2 separate regions of the Homo sapiens genome follow, and region 2 is linked to region 1. The links are chromatin contacts, found by Hi-C or POLR2A ChIA-PET in ENCODE. All regions are on one chromosome and are shown on one strand. The core of a region is the stretch at or near the end of the contact, and the rest is flanking DNA. Distances in the headings are between cores, read along the strand shown.

Region 1 (2,700 bases), core at 21-2,520:
TGCCTTGTGTGCCATGTCTATATTAAATTAGGGGTCCCCATGTCCCCAAGGCCCACTCTCCGCTAGGCTGTGCCCCTGACGTTCACAGAGGCAACACCCTCTTTGATGACTTACCAGCGTCCACAGAGTGACTCCAAAGGCCAGAAGTGCCAACAACTCAACTGGGCACTTGGCACCACACTTGGAACCTCCGACTGCCCCAAGCATGTGACCCGGGAGCCTCCTGGATCCATGCTGCTGTGGCAGCTCCCTCCAGAACTTCAGGTCCCATCGCCAAGGGATCCCTGAGAACAGGGCTGACGGAGAAGGTCTGGGCCTAGTCTTAGCAGTGCCACCCTTTTGTGGAGGGACAGTGTTCTGAGCCTCGATATCCTCCTATGGAAAACAAAGGTTTTAGGACTTTGATCTTAGTGCACTCGGGCCACTGCAATGAATTGCCACAACCTCGGGCTTGACACAAGAAGTGTGTTTTTTCACAGTTCTGGAGGCTGAGGGTCCAAAATCATGGGGTCCACAGGCCGTGGTCCCTCTGAAGGCTCCGGAAAGGGTCTCCCCTGCTTCCAGCCTCTAGTGCTGATGCAGTCCTTGGCATTGCTCGGCTTCCAGCCACATCGCTCCCGTCTCTGCCTCTGTGGTCACTTGAGGTCTTCCCTGTGTGTCTCGGTATAAATTTCCTCCTCTTAGGAGGACCTCCATCATTGGATTAAGTCCCCAGGTAAGCCAGCATGACCTCATTTTAACTCGATCACATTCACAAATACCTATTTCCAAATAAGGTCCCATTCACAGGTACGGTTTACAACTTGAACTTGGCTTTCTGGGAGACACAATTCACCCCTAACACTGACCTTCAAGATCGTGACATTTAGAGATGATGTGTAACCAGAGATTATTAATATTACAGTAAATGACATGAAGAAAAGGAATAAAGTGTCAGGCAGCTCTACCCACCAGCCTGAGCACATTTCTGAATCTAACTGGCAGCTCAGTTTGGGGGCAGTTCTCACCCTCATCTGATCTTCTGCTGCTCAGGACTGAGAGTCCTGCTTTAGAATCTGCTCAGCCCTAACATCTCAGGGCCCCACAGAGGCTCGGCCTTCCTTCAGCGAGGCTGAAGGACCTGGGAGGTCTCTGAGATGAGGTATGGGGGAGTGCCACTCTACTTCCTTATTAGGGGCGAGCTGTCTTGGAGCTGGTCTCGGTAAAGAGCTGTCTCTGCTCCTGCCCCCAGCCTGCTCTGCCATGCAGTGCCTCTGGGCAGCTTCCCAGGGCTCAGGTCCAAGCTGCAGCTCCTTGCCTCAGAGCACACACTGCTTTTAGCTTCAAAGTCATGGTCAGCACTCCAGCCCCAGCTCTCTAAGCCTGAAATTCAAAGCAATTCCCAGAGTCAGCGTGGCCTTTTGGAGGTACCCCCTGTTATTCATCGATGGAGCCCCTGTTCCCGTGCAAAGGACAGCCCACGTAATCACAGCTCCATCCTGCGCCAGGCCTCGGGGAATGAAGTTCATCCTCATGTTGGATGGCCGATGTCCTCCATAAACATTCCACAGCTTCGTAAACTCATGACTGTCTTTGAACACAGGCTGTTCCTATCAACCTTCAATCTTCAACTCTTTCCCTTGGGCGACCCCTTCCCAGAAAACCTGGCGTTTCTACACTTTCATCTTTAACGGAGTGTCTTTGATATATGCTGTCACTTCTGTAATATACTTGTGAAACATTTTCTATGACTATTGTCGTAAAAGAGGAGACCAATCCTCAAGCCATATAACAACAGCAAGAAGTCCATTGACCAACATAAACATATGTCTACATAATTAATGCTGTTTCCTCTAAGAAGCTGGCTTGCATGTGAAATGAATGAGAGGTGCTGATAATGAATTGAGAAGTAGTCGCCATACGGCTAATGGTTCCAGGACCTGTCGTTGGCTCTGGAGACAGAGTGCTGAGTTAGGTATCATGGCTCCATCTTCACCTGCTGGCTCTGTGTCCTCATGGGAGTGAGTTAACTCATCCAAGCCTTAGTTTAGGCATCTGTAGAATGGAAATACTAGTAGGCCCCATCTCCTAAATGGATTCTCAGCTTGCCCTGATGCTCCCGCTGCTGGGCTGTCCTGCAGGCCGGCCATGCACCCCTCTGCCTTGCCCTGAGGTAATCCATGTGCAATTCCTTACTGTGTTACTTGGCTCATAGAGGCACTTAGTAAATGTTAGGCATTTATTCTTAGCAATCACACTATTAACAGAAATAAAGGAAGCCAATGGAACAGTGATAGAAAAACCTGGAACTTGGGTTCAGAATGAACTCTTTCATGTTCTAGTTAAGTTTCTTCAGAAAAGTCAAAACTTCTTCCAACCTCACCCACTGCACCTCTAAAATGGGATAATAATGACATTCCCTCACACGGATGCCATGAGGCTGCAATGCATGGAAAGATGTGGAGTTGCTATTCCAAAGTTATTTATCACTAAAGTCATTCAAGCTCTGTTTTATTCCCAAGAAATAGGTAGGAGAGTTAAAGACATCTTGACTTTGTAGAATGAATGAGACCACATGTGCTGAAGTCCTTCAAAGTTTGTCAAGCTTTCACCATGTGAGGCACCACGATGGTTACTAAGGAGACACTGAGCAAGGGCCATAGATGTGGCTTCCAGTGTAGGTCTTGAAAAGGACATGACTTGTCCATGAACCTGGACTTG
Region 2 (2,700 bases), core at 157-2,656, 54 kb after region 1:
CATTTATGAGACACAACAGAGTACTGGTGCTGAAGTATCCCTCTCCACATCAACAAGTAGAAACTGAACAGAATGCATGAAGCACCTGTTTTCAGACACTGAGGACCACAGCCAAGGGTGGGATTCCTGGCGGGTGCGTGGGGTGTGCTCTGGGATTGCTGAGATGCTCTCTCTGGACTGTGGCATGAGCGGGTGGAGCCCATGTACAGCATGGTGGCCTCATGGAGTTGCGGACAGATGGTAGAGGTTGGGGTGTGTGAGGAGGTGGCAAGGTTTGCAGTGGGTGTCTGACAGGATCTGAAGAAATCTGCGGAGAGTCCCCTTGAGCCTCATGGAGAACAAAGAACACTTTGAGCAGAACGGAGAGTCCAGAGTAGCCCACGCAGAAGGTTGGGGAGACCGCACTGCACACCTGCATTCAACAGGGACACAGAACGGCACGCGCCGTGCACGGGTCTCTCTCAGCTGCCAGGTAGGGCTATGCGGGGACTTCTCCAGTTAAACTTACAGGGAAGCCTGCGAAAGTCAGCCAGTCCCACCGATAAATTCACTGCTGACCAAGCAAAACTCAGCAGCCCTTACATCTGACTGATGTCCATATGAGAGAAAAGAGAGGAGGACTTCAGAGACACCCACAGCTCCAACGACAGAGTGCAGCATTTCAGCAGGATGGCATCCTATAATGTTAAACGCACAATTAAAACAATCGCTAGAGGTGAAAAGAAGCAGGGAGATGAACACCATAACCAGGAGGGGAAAAGGTCAGTGGAGACCTACCTGGATGTAGTGGGAATGTGGGAATGAGCAGACGAGGACTTAAAGCAGCTGATATTTCAGAGACTTGAAGCAAAAGAGAAACAAAAAGGTGAATGGCTGGGGATTTTAACAAAAATTCCAAACTATTAAAAAGAATAAAACACAAATTCTAAAGCTGAGAAATATAATATGGGAAATAAAAAAATTTACTGGACTGGCTTACAACAGCTTGGATATGAGAGAAGAAAAGAATAGTGCCTTTGGATGCAGGGCAATAGAAATTATCCAAATGAAGAACAGGGAAAAACTGACAATAATTCTAGATGTGTGTGTGCCTGATAGCAGAGCTTGAAAATACACGAAGAAAATGGCATAACTGGTGGAGAAATAGACAAAATCCACCAAGACAATTCCATGGCTTCAACATTTCTCTTTCAGTGATTGGTAGAACCAACAGACCAAAATTTGGTGAGAATAAAGCATATTTGAACATCATGGCAGAAAGAAAGTAAGTTATTTTCAGAAATCATGCTGGAACTGGATATCCATGTGGAAAAAAGGAACCTCAACTTCCACTTCCTACTCACTGGGTTGACTTGTGTCCTCCAAAGGTTCACACCCACCTGGGACTTCAGAGAGTGACTATTTGGAATTAGAGGCTTTGCAGATGTAATTGAAGATCTTAAGATGACTCATCCTGAATTTCGGATGAATCCTAAATCCAGTGACTGATGTCCATATGAGAGAAAAGAGAGGAGGACTTCAGAGAAACACATAGGAAGAAACCCACTAAAATGGCTATTTTTTAAATTCTTATACTTTAAGTTCTGGGATACATGTGCAGAACGTGCAGGTTTGTTACATTAGGTATACACGTGCCATGGTGGTTTGCTGCACCCATAAACACGTCATCTACATTAGGTATTTCTCCTAATGCTATCCCTCTCCTAGCCGCCGACCCCCAACAGGCCCCCATGTGTGATGTTCCCCTCCCTGTGTCCGTATGTTCTCATTGTTTAACTCCCACTTATGAGTGAGAACATATGGTGTTTGGTTTTCTGTTCCTGTGTTAGTTTGCTGAGAATGATGGCTCCTAGCTTCATCCATGTCCCTGCAAAGGACATGAACTCATCCTTTTTTATGGCTGCATAGTGTTCCACGGTGTGCCACATTTTTTTTTATTATACTTTAAGTTCTAGGGTACATGTGCACAATGTGCAGGTTTGTTACATGTGTATACATGCGCCATGTTGGTGTGTTGCACCCATTAACTTGTCATTTACATTAGGTATATCTCCTAATGCTATCCCTCCCCCCTCCCCCCACCCCACAACAGGCTCCGGTGTGTGATGTTCCCCTTCCTGTGTCCAAGTGTTCTCATTGTTCAATTCCCACCTATGAGTGAGAACACGTGGTGTTTGGTTTTTTTGTCCTTGTAATAGTTTGCTGAGAATGATGGTTTCCAGCTTCATCCATGTCCCTACAATGGACATGAACTCATCATTTTTTATGAATGCATAGTATTCCATGGTGTATATGTGCCACATTTTCTTACTCCAGTCTATCATTGATGGACATTTGGGTTGGTTCCAAGTCTTTGCTATTGTGAATAGTGCCGCAATAAACATACGTGTGCATGTGTCTTTATAGCAGCATGATTTATAATCCTTTGGGTATATACCCAGTAATGGGATGGCTGAGTCAAATGGTATTTCTAGTTCTAGATCCCTGAGGAATCACCACACTGTCTTCCACAATGGTTGAACTAGTTTACAGTCCCACCAACAGTGTAAAAGTGTTCCTATTTCTCCACATCCTCTCCAGCACCTGTTATTTCCTGACTTTTTAATGATTGCCATTCTAACTGGTGTGAGATGGTGTCTCATTGTGGTTTTGATTTGCATTTCTCTGATGGCCAGTGATGATGAGCATTTTTTCATGTGT

The links. Hi-C counts contacts between places; a loop is a spot of excess contacts on that map. ChIA-PET counts read pairs that join two places held with the same protein, here RNA polymerase II (POLR2A). Pooled maps may share reads with other maps.
Region 2: a map of aorta shows a loop between it and region 1 (2.1-fold over the local background). The contact joins the promoter of LINC00396 here to the enhancer-like site in region 1. A Hi-C loop is called at or near these places in 7 of 168 maps with a recorded cell type or tissue (IMR-90, Right ventricle myocardium superior, aorta and 2 more) and 7 of 50 pooled maps. POLR2A ChIA-PET finds 5 or more read pairs at or near these places in 1 of 52 experiments (MCF 10A).

What each region holds. Positions count from the first base shown.
Region 1 is chr13:110,105,471-110,108,170 of GRCh38, reverse strand. The region is part of intron 1 of LINC03082 (long intergenic non-protein coding RNA 3082); the gene reads left to right. Among named protein-coding and RNA genes, the nearest start is that of LINC03032, 15 kb to the left of the region's middle. Within about 2 kb of position 1,270, at least 11 of the 41 ENCODE cell types and tissues checked have a DNase peak (open chromatin) inside an H3K27ac peak, as active enhancers do; they include heart right ventricle, where a contact is called at or near this core.
Region 2 is chr13:110,051,991-110,054,690 of GRCh38, reverse strand. LINC00396 (long intergenic non-protein coding RNA 396) reads right to left here and starts at 1,406. Exons shown (of 4, transcript NR_126387.1): 1 at 1,380-1,406; 2 at 778-840; 3 at 509-677. The region is part of intron 2 of LINC03082 (long intergenic non-protein coding RNA 3082); the gene reads left to right.